Linked DNA regions of Homo sapiens: region 2 is linked to region 1. A link is a loop called in an ENCODE intact Hi-C map of the cell type or tissue named here. Cell type or tissue: right lobe of liver. All regions are shown on one strand.

Region 1 (8,000 bases):
ACCTCTGAAGTGCTCTTCATTTTTCTTTAAAATTTTTTGTTTGTCCTTAGGATAGGATAATTTTTAATGGTCTAGCTACAAGTTCACTAACTCTTTTTCCTGCTACCTCCAATCTGATGTTAAACCCATCTAGTAAATTTTTTATTTTATTGCTTGATCATTTTTGGTTCTAGAATTTCCATTTGTTTCTTTTATTATAGGATGTATTTTTCTGCTGATATTCACCATCTGTTCATTCATAATCCATATATTTTTCTTTATATTCTCAAATATTTATAAGAGCTGCTCTAAAATCTTTGCTAATTGCAATAGCTGGATCACCTCAGGGTTGAGGTCAATCGAATGTTTTTTAGTTGAGTATGGGCCGTGTTTTGTTTCTTTGCCTGCCTGTGAATTCTGATTAGATACTGGACATTGTGAATGATATGTACTAGAGACTCTGGATTCTGTCATATACCTTTGAAGAGTAATTTTTTTCTTTTTTTAACTTTTATTTTAGGTGTGGGGGTACATGTGAAGGTTTGTTACATAGGTAAACACGTGTCATCAGTGTTTGCTGTACATATTATTTCATAACCCAGGTATTAAGCCCAGTACCCAATAGTTATCTTTTCTGATCCTCTTCCTCCTCCTACCTTCCCTCTCAAGAAGACCCCAGTGTCTGTTCTTTCCTTCTTTGTGTTAATAAATTCTCATCATTTAGTTCCCACTTAGAAGTGAGAACATGCAGTATTTGGTTTCCTGTTCCTGCATTAGTTTGCTAAGGATAATAGCCTTCAGCTCCATCCATGTTCCCATAAAAGACATGATCTTGTTCTTTTTTATGGCTGCATAGTATTCCATGGTGTATATGTACCACATTTTCTTTGTCCAATCTGTCATTGATGGGCATTTAGGTTGATTCCATGTCTGTGCTATTGTGAATAGTGCTGCAATTAACATTCGTGTGCATGTGTCTTTATGGTAGAATGATTTATATTCCCCCAGGTATATACTCAGTAATGGAATTGCTGGGTCAAATGATAGTTCTGCTTTTAGCTAGAAGAGTAATTTCAACTGCAGCAGTTAGTTAACTTGGCTAGACTCAAACTCCAAACTCTGCCTCTCCTGTGGTGAGTAACATTTGAAACCTTTGCTCAGTTCCTTCAGCTTCTAGCTGCTGCTTTTTTGCCAGGCTGCCTGGGGTCTCCCTCATGCTTGACAGTTTAGCTTAATAGCTTAGCAATCAACCAAGGATTTGAGCAGATTTTACATTAGATTTTAGGGTTCACGCCCTCTGCGGTTCCCTCGCTTTCAGCATTCCCAATTTTCTGATTGCTCTGCCTGATACCTCAAACTAGTAAGTCTGCAGCTTCTGCCACTGAACCCACCCATGTGGTATGCCCTCAGAAAAAGGCTGCAAACTCCTAAGTCTCATTCTTTGCAGTTCATTTTTTCATGGGCGGACATCCCTTCAGTTTCTGCCTGCATTTAATCATTCTCCAATGTCTTCGATTAATGGGTTTTTAAAAATATTTTGTCTAGATTTTATCATTGTTATCTGCTGCTGGTGGCTGCTTGGGGAGGAGAGAGGGAAGGAGGAAGGGTTAGTAAAACAAAGCTATTCTTCCATTACTGGAAGCTAGAACTTTATTGTCCCTTTTACACAGTAGGAAACTGAGGCCCAGAGAATCAATGTGACTGGCCCAAAGTCTTTTGGCTAATAATCAACTTTAATATCCAAGTCTTGCTATCGTTGATTGATGGGGGCAGGTGATCCTCTGATTTTTTTCTATCTTGAAATGCCTCCATCTACCTCTCTCTTCTCACCCCTCAGACAGATTTACCCTGGATCTTGTGTGAAGTGTGAACACCTTACTAACTGTCCATTCACAAACTGCACTTGCCTTTTTCTTCAGTTGTAAGTACAACTGATGGGGCATGATGGTGGCTATTGGCCATACAGATGCTGGGTAAGACCCGTGGTAGGGATAGTGATGCTACCAGTAGCACCCTGGCCATAGCAGGGAGTTGATTATCAATTGTACTGGGAAGGCAGAGAGGGGTACTGTAAAAGGATCTTGGGCCATGAGTGTTGAGTTTGGTCCTGAATCTGCTGCATAATCATTATGAGACCTAATACAATTCTAATTATCACTCTAAACGTCAGTTTCTTATGTGTGTAGTTGAATGATAATTCACAGTAGTATGGTGTTGTTCTGAAGATCAAACAGAGGAGCATATATGGTTTGTAAACTAAAGTTAAAAATATGAGTCCTCCTAGTTGTTATCAGTGCCTGGTGAGGATGGCGGATGGTGAACCTGGCCACACAGGCACAGCGGTTATTGCCAGCAACCGGGGCAGAGGGAAGCCTCCGGGGTAATTCTCCGAGAGTTAAACTGGGTAGTGAAACCCACACAGGAAGGGTATAGAGGTGGCCCAAGAGACTATCCGTAAATTTGAAGCTGAAAAGATTTGGAAACGTCCAAGTTTAGTCACAGCGACGAGGGTGTATACAGACAGGCAGGACTGGTCTGTGGTCATAACTGGAAATAAGAAGCCCAAGCGTTTGAGCCCTGTTTGGTCATCAAAAAGTAATGGCTGGCAGGAAGCCAGAAAAAGAGACGGACTATTTCCATGCGATCCCGCAGTTCCTGGGGGAGCCCCACCGCATATCTGGTGAACAGGGACACTTCAGGCACCAGCGAGGCATGTTCTGTTGGAGGACAGGGAACTTCAGGGGGCCTCCCTGAGAACTTCCGGTGACACTTTACGAGGATGGATGAACCATCATTTGTTCTGAATCCAAGCCCACTGAGGAGCCAGGAGACCTAGTCAGCATCCCAGAGAAGCACCATATTTGGCAGACCCGCATATTGGACACTCTCTCCATTCATCACAGTCACAGCTAACATGCGCGGCACAGGCACCGTTCTAGCACGTGTGTGTGTGTCTGCCAAATATTTGTGAGTGTGTCTCACAACAGCTCTGTGAGAACCTTACATACTACATTGACGTTATACTTTCTTTTCAGTCTCCTGGAAGTTTGTTTATCATTAATCAGTTCCTCGAAGACAGACTGCCTCTGACTCTACAGACAGAAGCAAGCTTCGGGGTCTGAAAGCAATGAACGGACTACAGATTGTGGCGACCCCAGCCACCACATACACACTCTCGGGGGCTGCTCCCTTTTGAGGGCCTGACGTGGGGTCCAGGCAGGCACCCAACTGGACGTCTCTACATTGGCTGTGGACATAGTGGTGCTAGTGATGGTCACAGCTTACCCATGATGTGGCACATCTGGTGGGAGCCTCAGGCCGGGAACACCCTGGGGTGGGGAAGGGATCTCTGCGAAGGGAGGGGGTCTGCAGTCCAACAAGTGATGGCCTGGGGCGGCTTCAGGGAGTAGGGAGGGGCTGGACCGACGCCCGAATCCCACATATATGTGTAACGCATTGGAGTCTGCACTTGCGTGACCCTGTCACCGTCACCTCCTGGACTTCTCAGGAATCTCCTGGTTGCTCTCTGTAGGGCAACTCCAGCTCACTCCAAGTCACCCTCCACCCAGCAGCCAGAGGGATCTTTCCGAACATAAATTCCCTCTCGCCACCACCTCCCTCCTTCACACCCTGCCCAAGTCCCTTCAGTAGAGAGACCCAGGCCTGGAGACTGTACAAAGCCCTGCAAAGTCTGGTCCCGCCGCCGCACCCTCGGAGCCCAGCGCGGAGAGGGCGCTTAGTGCGTGAGCTACCGTCGTTCCCCGCGACTCAGCCGAGCGGCATCCGCACACCCTGCTAGCCTAGGAAGCGCATCGAGGGAGCCCGCTCAAGCTGAAGCGCTGCACGAGCTGTGTCTTCCTTCTCTCCGCCGCGAATGCGGGCAGGATGCGAGCAAAAGACCCGGCAAAGAGGGCGCCGAGGGGGCGCAGCCGGGGCGCTGGGCGGACCCAGAGGGGACATGGAGAGGAACGCGGAAGGTACGCGGTAGAGACGGGGAGGTGGCGCGAGGCGGGACATGGTGAGCGACCCGAGGGGCGCGCGGACTGGGCTCGCGGACGGGGCTCGCGGACGTAGAGCAGTCGAGGCGCGGAGGGGGAGCGCGCCCCCGTGTGGCCAGGCGGGGAGGCGCCACGGCCGGGGCCGTGGGGGCGGTGGGAAGCGCTCCGCGTCCGGGCTCTCAGCGTTCCCTGGCCTGCCCCGGCTCGCTAGGCTTTGATGGCTGCTTCCGCTCCCCATAAAGGCCTGTTTCATGGCCGACGCCGGCATGGGCTTTACGTCTGCCCTCGGGCTCCCTGCGGGCTGCAGAGGGCAGCGGTGAAATCCCCTGTCCGGCCAGGCTGTTCTTGCTCTAAAGGGAGGCCCAGGAGTGTGTGCGGGCGGCGTGCTCCGTGCTGGGCTCTGTGCCGAGCCCTATTCATTGCATATCCCAGTTTCTGTCTCTGGGTGCGTTTCCCTGGCCCTGGCCACTTCCCCTCTTTGAGCGTGGGCACTGTGTTTATTAGTTCATTTCCCATCCCCACACCAAGCACTGCCTGGCACAGAGCAGGCGCTCGGCAAAGGCTTGCGGGATGCGCAGACCAGCTCATTTAATGCTTGCAGGTGCCCTCTGCGGTGGGCATTACTATTTCCACCATCCTCATGATGGATCTGGAATCCACGGGGGTCCCCTGCCCAGGATCGTGCAGCCTGTGGAAGGCAGCAGGCGCCGGGATGCCGAATGGATTGAATGAGCTTCTCGGGGATTCCCTGAGCTTGGTGAACGCAGAGCCCACCCTGACGGTCAGGCCTAACCCCACCGCCAATAACAGAGCAGCCCTAGGTGGAAGTGGGCTGCCTGTGCCTGGCACTGGGAGCGGCAGAGGCGGCTGCCGCTGTGGAAGTAGCGCCCGCAGTGCCAAGCTCCTGTGCCTGGGAGGACGCGGGCACTGGGCGACCTGCAGTCGGGGCTGCCCCCAGGCAGGGCTCCCTGGCTTTCTCACAGCGCGGCTCGCGGGAAACGACGCTGCCCTATGGCACAGTGAAGTAAGGCGATGGCTGCTCTCAGCCAGAGGCGGGGCTGGGGGAGGGGGCCAGAGATGCCCCGGGAGCCCCTGGACCCTCTGGAGGGTCGGGTGGGGGAGGGGAGATCTCTGTCTTGACCACGCACTTGTAACCCATTCTTGGCACACCGGGATACCTTGCCTGCAGGTAGTGCTCTGCTCTCGGGGAGAGGGCACAACCTCTAATCCTCTGACCGAGGCTCTCTGCCTCTCACAAGAAGCCCCCAACACACTGGTTTTCCTCACAGCCTGCCCCAACTGCTCATCGGAACCTGCAGCCCCCTTCCCTGCCCCAACTGTCCCTCTGCGGACCCCATTACCCTACTTTCTGTCGAGCCCAACTGCCCTATCCTTTATACAGGCTGTCGGGGGCAATGGTGGTGAGCATGGGCTATGGAGTCAGATTGCCTGGGTTCAAATCCTGGCTCTGCCATCTTCTGACTGTGTGACCTTGGGCCAGTTTCTTTATTTCTGTGCCTCAGTTTTCTCGTCTGTAAAATTGACGGGATGGTGGCATCTGTCTCACAGAGTGGCTGTGAGGGTAGCGGGCACACTGCCACAGGCACGATGAACGTCAGCTCTTGTTGCCAACCTCCCCCCACAACACACACAGCTTAGTAACTCTACCCTCACCCAACACATAACACCTAGCTTGTCCCTCATAATGAGCTCTCAGCCTAAATCAGTGCCCTCAGCAAACCTGTGGTGCAGGGCACGTGTTAGGGTAGACAAGATCCTGGGGAAGACTCACTGACTCCACCGAGGCAGCACTGGCTGCAGCTGGGATTGGCCCAGACATTTAAGAGCCGAGGACTAAGCAATGCCTGCATTGCCTGCTATGTGCATATGTCCAGCAGGACGGCAGTGTCAGGCCACTGGCCAGTGGGGACCAGCCTCTGAGCTGGTCATCCGAACACCCTAGGAAAGAGTCCACCCCGTCCTTCATGTTCTATCACTGCTTGGCCTAGCTAAGCCAAGCACCTGGGCCCAAGCCCCACCGTGGAGATGGCGGCTGGAGCAGTGTCCGAGGTCACAGATGGAGGAATGTGACCTCCAGCCCAATCTCGACTCTGCTCTTTGCCAGTTCAGTCTTGCCCAAGTCACTTGGGTTCTCCAAGCCTATGATCTCCTCTTTAAAATGGAAGGGAGAGCTGGGCATGGCGGTTCATGCCTGTAATCCCAGTACTTTGGGAGGCTGAGACGGGAGGATCACATGAGGCCAGGAATTCAAGACCAGCCTGAGTAACATGATGAGACCCCCATCTCTACAAAAAAACAAAAAACACTTTGGTTTTTGTTTGTTTGTTTGTTTTTGTTTTTGTTTTTAATTAGCAGGGCATGATGGTGTGTTTCTGTAGTCCCAGCTACTCGGGAGGCTGAGGCGGGAGGATCAGTTGAGCCCAGGAGTTCAAGACCAGCCTGGACAACACAGCAGACCCCGTCTTTATAAAATAAATTCAGTAAAATGGAAGGGAGAGAGTCCATCTCTATTCCAGGTGCTTGGTCCTGGGGGAAGGTAGGGGAAGGGACAGAGAAGGAAGCAGGAGAGGCAGCACCAACACCTCTTCCCACCTGTGGGAGATTCTGCTCTCTCATTGACTGGAGCTGGGCTTGCCAGAAAGTCAGATGTGGCCAGTCATCTCTCTCTTGCCCCACCTGAGGTGAGCTCTAACTGTACCTTCTCCATCTCAGAAATAAACGTGGCCTTTGAGTGGGGACACTCAACAGTCAACTTCCCTGCTTCCCATGAGGCAGAGTTGCAGAAACCTAGATTCAATCCCTGCTGCACCAGTCCCTTACTAACTATGTGACACTGGACAAGATGTAGCCTCTCCAGCAGTGGCCAACTTTGTTTCGCTCTTATTACATACCAGGCCCTTGGGCAAGCACTTGCCCCCATCCGTGCAACAACCCCACGAAGTAGCCCATCTCACAGGCAAGAAAACTGAGGTTCCAAGAGGTTATGTAAGTTGCCACCATCACACAGCTGGCAAGTGGGAGAGCTAGAAGGTGGATGGTGGCAGAGTCTGGGCATTGGCACGTCACCCTCCCAGAGCACCGGGATGGGGAAAGGAGGTCTCTGGAAAGTATCTATCCAGCACAGGTGGAAACTCAACGCTGATTCTGGGTTTTTTGTCGCATCCCCTTTCGGAGGGAACCAAACTGTGATTCCTTGATCTCACCACAGGGTGTCTCCACGCCACTACTCAACCAGCCACCCGATGCCTGGGCTACCTTTGGCGCAGCCCTTCCTCCTGTGGGACTGGCTGCAGCCCTCCTGCTCCTGTGTGGCCTGTTTGCGCCTGTCTTGTCTTCAGCGGGGACAGGCTCTGATTCCTCTGGGAAGCATGAGGGCTGTCACTGACCTGCACCCCCTGCCTTGTGGGGTTCAGCGGAGTGGCGTGGAACAGAAGTGCTGCTTTCCACGTGGCCTCTTCTCTGCCTCCCCCAAGTTCCCCCACACTGTCCTGTGTCAAGAGTCACAGCCAGAGCCTCAGTCTCCAGAAGTCACGGCAACAGAGCTGTGGGGAGATCCCACGCCCTCCCATGGGGGACCTTGACCTGCCTGGAGAGAGGGGCTCGTGCCACCTGCGTGGGGCCCCTCCCCAGTCTGGCTTGGTAACTGCGGACCTCTGTATTACTTCCTCTTCTCCGCAGCCCATGCTGCCGTGAATGTCCCCGTGTGACAGTTGTTAGAAGGGGAGTAATTACCTCCTTTTGGAAGTTTCAATGAGACCATGTAGGTAAAAAACATCTTGCAAGCTCTTCATTGAAATGTTGCTTGCCAAAAATAGGGAAACGGGGGCTAGGTCAAATGACTGTCCCAAAGCCACTCAGTAAGTCAGCGGTGGCCATAGGATCCTGATCCCAATCTAGCGATTCTCCCAAGAAATCACACTTGACTTTGGGGTGGCCTCCTCTGTGTGAACCTAGTCCAGGGCGTTGAAAGGGCACAGAACAGAGATCCTCGGGAGGAGGAGG
Region 2 (8,000 bases), 130 kb after region 1:
GGAAACACATAAGAATATGCATCTGTCCCTTCACCTGCCATTTAGCAGGGCTTCTCAGGTCTTCTCTATGTGCACAAACCTAAGCTCAACCTCATGGGGCACAGAGCTCTGGCGTCTCCATTGCAGAGGACTCCCCGATCCCCCAAGCATCGGAATTATTAGTCCTATGTCCTGGGCTGGTAGGAGAAATCCTGGACTTTTTGTTTAACTAAATTGGTTTTATTAAGAATGAATAGTTTGCTCCACCCCCCAACTCCCACCCCAACACCCTCCAGGAAAGATTCTGGCCCAGGAAACAGCCGAGGCATGGCTTTTAGCATAACCAGGTGGCATGAGATTTAAAAAGAATTGGATAGTTGGGGATTGCATGTTATCTCTAGGATAAACTTTGAGAGATGGGTCATACCCAGGCTTTGCCTTCAGGGCATTTTATAGTCTAGTTGGGAGACAGGACTGACACATACAAAAATTAACTCAGGAGGCAAGGGTTAAGTAACAATATGTAGTAAGGACTCCTAGGCTGAGGGCAGAAGCTGTAACAATACCAGTGTTAACGGAGTAGCTACTATTTGCTAGACACTGGGGATACACAGTGGCATAAACCAAGGTCAGCCTGCAAAGTCTCTGAGTCTGGAGACCCCTGGGACGGACGAGTGGCAGGCAGATGGGGCTGATGTCCCCAGCTTGTAAATTCTGTGGTGTATGTGTATCTCTCCGTGTGTAGGACATGGCTTCCCTCCATCCGCTCCAGCAGCTTGTGCTGGTTCCCGGCCACTTACAGTCTGTATCCCAGTTCCTGCTATCTCAGACCCAGCCTGGGCAGCAAGGTAAGAACCCTGGGGGTTTCCACCTAGACCAAGTCCAGTCAAGTGCTGCTGTTGCTGCTGTTTTTTGCTGGGTGAGGGGGCCTAATTGGAGAGCATGCGTCAGTCAGTCACCCATCTGCTATTAAGACCTACTTATCCACCCCAGGGTCTGAGGAAGGGACCCTGGCAATGCTCCTCCAGGCTTAGTCTCCTTCTCTGCTTCCCCTTCCCAGCCTCCTGTTGGGTGGTCTGGTCCACCTCCTCAATTTCGTGGTGAGTGGAGACGGAAGGTGCAGGCGTGGAGCAGAGCTATGCTGTACAAGGGAGGGGAAGCGCCCTGGGAAATGCAGTACAGACAAGTCCCAATTCCTTGGAAATCTCTCCTGGACACAGATTCAGACTTGCTTCCTGGAAGCCTGGCTGTGATTCTATTTGGAGAGAGCAGCAGTGCCACCCACAGGTTGTAGAAAGGGTGTTCAGGTTTTCTTTGGCAGGGAAGTTACTCGCAGAGAACTTCTCCCTGGCCAAGAGCAAATAGATTGAACTATTAATAAATAGCTAACATTTCTTGAGCATGATGTGCCAGGAGCTCTTCTGAGTAATTTTTCTGACATTCCTCAAAATAACCTTGTAAAGTAGGTAGTTCTATTATGCCTCTGGTGACCTACTGGGAAGTTCCAGAACCGTTTAGCTGAGACCCATACTCTTGGTCATCACAGTGTGCTGCCTGTCCCACTCCCATCTCCATCAGCTAGGGTCAAAAGTGATGGAGGGTTGGCCAGGCTCGGTGGCTCACGCCTGTAATCCCAGCACTTTGGGAGGCCGAGGTGGACGGATCACTTGAGGCCAGAAGTTCGAGACCAGCCTGGCCAACATGGTAAAACTCTGTCTCCACTAAAAATACAAAAATTTGCCGGGTGTGGTGGTGCATGCCTGTAATCCCAGCTACTCAGGAGGTTGAGGCAAGAAAATCACCGGAACCTGGGAGGCAGAGGTTGCAGTGAGCCAAGATTGCACCACTGTCCTCCAGCCTGGGCGACAGAGCAAAACTCTGTCTCTGAAAAAAAAAAATAATGGAGGAAGTATAAACTCTCTCCTGTTGCACAAATCCCAAGTAGAGGTTTTGGAAATCCAGAATCCAAACAAAATGCAACTCTGCCTTCCGCCCTTAGCACCTGCACAAATGACAGTCACTATCCTTAGTTTCCAAGGCACCTCAGAATATTATGGTGATGAATGAGACCCTATTTGAATTTTTAAGTGTTTATTTTGGTTAAAAAATAAACATCATACTCCTGGAATGGAAAAGGGAAGGTAACAGTTTAATTTGTTTTCAGAAGACTGGAGAGCGACATGAAAATGGCCCAGGCTTATAACCACCTAGGTCAGTGTATGATGCAGTGGTGGAAAGACACTTCCAAATTTGGAGTCAGAAAAATTTACTGGTTTCTTTAAAAAGTCACTTACTAACTGTGTGTTTTGGGGAAAGTTACCTAACCTCTCTGAGCTTCCATTTCCTCTTCTGAAAAAATGGGATAATAGCAAGGCTCTGCCTCATGAGATTATTGAGAGTCACTTGAAATAATGCATGTGAAAAGGCTGTATCCATTTCAACCGCCATGTCAGAATTGCCATTAGTACCCAAGCCTCTCAACTCCCAGTTCTGGATTCCTTGTAAGAGCTTTCTTGCCTATGTATTTTAATAATGAACAATGAAGCCCTGACTTTTTGAAACTGAAGAGCATAAAGGTCAACATCAGCAGATGCTGTATGTACATTGTGACCCAGAACAGCCTAGGGAAAACAGAGACCCCAAAGTGCTGTTGAGTGACAAGCGATTGGGATGACCAACCCCATTGTCTGCTTTGGTGGTTTGATGGCCCCACTCCTGCTGGGAGAGTGAGCCACCAACCAGGCAGAGTCCCTCATGTACCGTTTTCCTGGGGAGGATGGAGAAGCCGGTATAATACATACTGCCCAAGGGAGTTTCCAGAGGCTCAGCCCTGGACTTTCCCTCCTCTCTCAGCCCTCTCTCCCAAGTATAAAATGTCCTGGTCAGCCACATGCCTCTGGCTAAGGCCCACTGCCCTTTAGAGCCGTATGGTCGTATCTGCTTGGTCTGGCATCCTCGCAGATTTGATTGGGCCTCTGTAGCCATAACCCAGCTACTTCTCCTGCAGGGAAAGCCAAAATCCTCAGCCCTAGCTTGAATTCTCAGCAGCCACCCTGCATCCTTTCCCTTCTTGGTTTTCTTCAGCTCTGGTAATCAGATCCCAGAGTAGATCGTCTTGACCCTCCTTAGCCTCTACGCCTCTCCAGACAGGCGGGCAGGTGGAAGGACTGGTTTGGGGACTGCTGTTTACATGTCTGTTTATCCCTGTATCTGATTTGCCTCCACCTGTATGTGGCAATGCCTGGCAGTGCTAGGAGGGCCTCTCCATGGGACTTGAGGTGGGTGGAGGGACCTGATCAGGTGGCAGGGGGTGGGGACAGTGATCGTGGTGCCAAAGTTGTAGCACATGTGTTTCAAATAGCCTGGATTTTATTTGTCTGTTCCTTTGTCCCTCCCCTTTCACCCAGGTCTGCAGCCAAATCTCCTCCCCTTTCCACAGCAACAAAGCGGTCTCCTCCTCCCACAGACTGGGCCGGGACTGGCATCCCAGGTAAACAACCCCATTCTTCCTGTTTCCTCTAGGAATGTCTCAGCTCTCACTGAGTTTAACTCACTGGTTTCCCCCTACCCCTTTAACAGGGCACTAACCCCTCTGGGGAGAGGGGATAGCAGGGAACTATCCATTGGCACAGGGGAAATCCAAGCTACAGCAAGTGGGGGGACAATTTACCAAGTGTCACTGGTGGGGCCACAGTTAGAATCCAGAGATTCCAGCTCCCAGGCCAGCCTCCTTCATGCTCCAGGCACTGAACTCCAACCCTGCACAGGCCCCAGCATTGCTCCTCTGAGAGCCAGGCTCAGCTCACTTCTCAGGCATACCAAGATGGCCACGAACCCTACCTAGGTGCTCTCAAGCCCCAAGAGGGAGACTAGAATACTACAGACCTGATGTCCCAGACCACAAAGCCAGTGTCTTTCACCTCTGGGCCACTATTCCAGATTGCCTCCTGCAGTGGGCACGTATATAGGCCAGTGGGCTGAGGTCTGGGAGAGGGGTTGTTTGCAGAGCTGCCATGGTTCCACACAGCACCTTTTTTCCAACTAGGAAAAAGGCACCTCTTCTGGCCAGGTGCAGTCTCATGCCAAGGTGGACAGATTGGCGACAGCAGCATGAGCTGTATCTTAGCTGCCATTCCTCCCCTGATCTGGGTGCCCCTGTACAGTTAATAACCTGCACAGCTGCATGAGATGGCTCTGCACAGATGGTTGGGCAGAATGGTTGGGAATGACTGCAGAGATCTCTGTGCTAAGATCCCCATGGCTCACCAAGAGCCCGGCCTTCAGAGAGGGCTGAGGCCACTAAAAGTACCTGGAGGGGAAGCTCGCCATCTAGTGGTTGAAATGGGGACACCAGCATCATAAGCTGCTCTTCCGCCTCCTCCTGGCTGCCCTCTCCAGAATCTCATAGCCATGGGCTTACAGCTGGAAGAGATCTTAGAATCTTCAAGATCAACTCTCATCTCTTATCATATTTTGGCATGGAGAGACTGGTAGCAGAGAGACCACATAGAAGATTATGAAGATCATCCAGGGGAGGGGTCATAAAGGATTGGCTTAGAGTTGTGGCAATAAGAAGAGGGGATGATTGAGGAGATGCTTTGGGAAGTTGAATCAGTGCAGTTTGCCAGTGGATTGGAGATGAAAGGAGGAGGGAGAAGGTCTAGCAGAGAGCCCCATAAGTCTTTGTCAAATGAAAGAACAAATGATTTAATGAAAAGGAAGGTTCAAAGAGGACTGGGGCTTTGTCCTGAGGGTCTGGTCTATGCCACACTCTCCTCACACACCCTCTCCCTGCAAACTAAGACCAAATTCATGATGGTTTCAGACTAAAAGACCCTTCACTGGGGGAAAGACTCCTAAACTTCTCTCTAGAGGTCCTTTTACCTTCTTCATCATAAGGATACCTATCTGAATGGTAAACCCAAATATCCCAGAGGAGAAGAAGTAATGTTTAGTCTACAAAAAGTAAATCAAAAAGGAGAGAAGAGGTGGATTTAGCCCTTTGAGCTAGCTGGCCACAGTGCCTGGACCCCTAGGCCCAGATTCCACTCTATCCTTGTGGAATGATAGATGTCCTTAAGATCGGATTCATTCCTGACCCCAAATAGGCACAGCATGGTTCTAGGTTTAAGGGTACGTTTTCCTATGAAAATAAGCTCAAGAAATAATATTTGGCTGGGCACGGTGGCTCATACTTGTAGTCCCAGCACTTTGGGAGGCCAAAGCAGGTAGATCACTTGAGCCCAGGAGTTTGAGACCAGCTTGGGCAACATGGTGAAGCCCTGTCTCTAAAAAAACAAAAGTTAGCCAGGTGTGGTGGCACACGCCTGTAGCCCCAGCTGTTCAGGAGCCTGAGGCAGGAGAATGACTTAAGCCCAGGAGGTTGACGCTGCAGTGAGCAGTGATTGTGCCACTACACTCTAGCCTGGGTGACAGAGTGAGATCCTGATTCAAAAAAAAAAAGAAGAAGAAGAAGAAAAAGAGAGAAAGAAAGAATATCTCCTAGCAACCCAAATGTGATCAAGGTGCATTTTATAAAGGTACTGATTAAAATACCTTTGATTAAAAACAAAACACTTTCATGAAAGAAAATGGTGGTTTAGAAAGTAAAATGAGGCACAAGAGTTTGACATTTTAGGAAAGTTCTATGAAGGCCATGAGTTATTGGATGTCCCCTGTTATCTTCAGTTAATGCCTGTTCAACACCTCAGTTACCTGCTTTATGGAAAAAAACAAAAAACAAAAAAACAAAGCAAGCAACCTTTTCTTTGTCCAGTTCTGTGATTTGTTTTTGGAATCTTTGTAAACAACCCTGCTAGCTCCTTTTATGGTAGAAAACTGAAAGGAGGAAGTAACCTGCTAAGACTCAAAAAGTGAGTCACAGGCTAAACTCAGGCCACCTCCCTATCCTGCACTCCTGATGTTTCTACCCAGATATTCCAGTTATTTGCTATACATTTATAGAAACTTTAATTTCCACTTCCATGCCACTGGAAAAATATAAGACTCCAATGTACCCAGGGTGTATCCAGGGATCTGTCATCCTCTAAGTGGGCCTATTAGTAAAAAAAAAAAAAAAAAAAAAAAAAAAAATCAGAAAATGTTATTTATTGATCTTCGTGGTGGATCTGCTTGGCGTGTTTCCTATCAGGCATTTGGGCACCCTGGGCTGCCAGGATCCTCTTTAGAACCCCACCTGGAAGCATCCCAGCATCTCCCAGTGCCCAAGCATCTACCCAGCTCTGGAGGGGCCGATGAGCCCAGTGACCTCGAGGAGCTGGAGAAGTTTGCCAAGACCTTCAAGCAGAGGCGCATTAAGCTGGGCTTCACACAGGTTTGGTTTTAGGGGAAAAGATAGAAGAAGTCTAGCCGAGCGGCTGGAGACTGGGCTTCCCAAGTGCAGGTTTCAAGAGCGACCAGAGGCTCGATGTGTTTGGGGTCTCCTCATCATGTCCCTGAGTTCTCTGAGAATAGGGCACAGTTGCCATTGGTAGGGAAACTGAGGACGTTGCTGGTGGAGGAGAATGAGAGGTGGAAAAGGGGCTGGCTCTCCTGAGCACGTGGGCGTGGTCCACTGAGAGTCTAAGGAGAGAAAGAAACCGATTCTTCACCTTAGAGGGAGGAGACTTGGAAAGGAGCCGAGCATGGGTGAGCACTCAAAGATTCAGGCTGGCTGTGTGATCGATGCTAGGACCATGCAGGATGTGGGCAAACAAGAGGAGGAGGCTGCCTCTCATGTTCCTCCCCCTCGGTCCCCACGCTTAGGGAGATGTGGGGCTGGCGATGGGAAAGCTGTATGGCAACGACTTCAGCCAGACCACCATCTCACGATTTGAGGCCCTCAACCTGAGCTTCAAGAACATGTGCAAGCTCAAGCCCCTGCTGGAGAAGTGGCTGAATGATGCAGGTAGGCCTCGCAAACACGGATGCCAGGGGCCCTAGAGGGCTCTGCAGGGAAGGGCCAGTGACTTGTCGTGTTGGGGCTTTTGGGAGTTTGATACCTAACACCCCCTTCTTCTCCTGAGACTGGAGCCGATGGAGAAACAAGACACAGGACACAGGCAAGTGTAGATGAAAGTGTCAGCTCGACTACTGAGAAGCCCTCAGAAGGATGTGGATTTAGGTCTGTGTCCATCAGGATTTGTCCCCATTCCATTCCTACCCCATCCCACCCAGCATAGATCTTAGGACAGCTTGCCAGCAACAAAGTCTGGATCTGCAGAGCAGATACACTTATGCAGATTGCTGTCTGGAATAAGTCTAGTCAGGGATACAGGGCAGTGGGGCCTCTAGGGTCTCACTGGGAGGGGGAGACCACAGGCACGACACAGGGTCTTTCCCTGGGTAGTTCTTGAGGAGGTTTTCAGCAGACAGGGACTTACTGCAACCCATGCTGGTCAGGAAAGCCTGACAGCAGGAATGGGGTTTGCAGGAGGACTCAGTGAGGGGTGGTGGCCGGGAGGCAACCCAGGAGATCAAGCGTGTAAGCCAAGGGACCTCACATTTGGCAGCAGGGACTAGCATACAGGATGGGGCTTCTCAACCTTGGCACTATAGACATCCTGGGCCAGGTCATTCTTGTTACCAGGGACTGGCCTATGCATTGCAGGATGTTTTGAGCATCCCTGGTCCCTACCTACTAGTTGCCAGTAGCATCCACCCCCAGTTGAAACAGCCAAGAATCTCTCCAGACATTGCCAAATGTCCCAGGGGGAGTGGTGGTGATGCAGAGTCCCCCCCGGTTGAGAACTGCCGGCCTAGGCAGAGAGAGGGAGTGAGCCAGTCTCCAGGGCTGGGCTCTATTCAGTCGATTCATATGGATTCGTGGTTACACTGGAGAGGGAGAAAAGGGTGGGGCAGCCAGCCAGGGCTGTTACTCATACGGAAGGGCCTCCACACGCAAGCATGGGAGGGGGCAGGAAGCTCCCCCTACAGGCTGTCCCTTAGACAGCCTTTATGGAAGCACTGAAATGAGCGAAATGATCCGAAGGTCTTCGAATCTCTGGGGAAGGGCCCTGTGA

The links. A loop is a pair of places that touch in the nucleus more often than their neighbours do. Peaks named below come from ENCODE experiments on the same cell type or tissue, not always from the same donor. Only the 100,000 strongest peaks of a DNase experiment are listed, where the experiment ranks them.
Region 2: a loop joins it to region 1, with 7 times the contacts of the local background. A loop is called at or near these places in 98 of 110 quality-filtered maps.

What each region holds. Positions count from the first base shown.
Region 1 is chr11:120,165,193-120,173,192 of GRCh38, forward strand. It overlaps LOC107984399 (a long non-coding RNA gene), which reads left to right and starts at 3,785. Exons shown (of 2, transcript NR_159965.1): 1 at 3,785-3,956; 2 at 4,579-6,489. RefSeq lists a silencer at 3,993-4,162 and an enhancer at 4,163-4,322. In right lobe of liver, CTCF peaks have their summits at 4,120 (motif pointing left) and 7,208; DNase peaks (open chromatin) are centred at 4,379 and 7,249; H3K4me3 peaks cover 1,506 bases; H3K27ac peaks cover 545 bases.
Region 2 is chr11:120,298,900-120,306,899 of GRCh38, forward strand. It overlaps POU2F3 (POU class 2 homeobox 3), which reads left to right. Exons shown (of 13, transcript NM_014352.4): 5 at 725-827; 6 at 3,387-3,469; 7 at 6,131-6,313; 8 at 6,745-6,886. Among named protein-coding and RNA genes, the nearest start is that of TLCD5, 22 kb to the right of the region's middle. RefSeq lists enhancers at 6,797-7,314, 7,879-8,000. In right lobe of liver, CTCF peaks have their summits at 1,263 (motif pointing left) and 4,328 (motif pointing left); DNase peaks (open chromatin) are centred at 1,232, 3,342 and 4,302.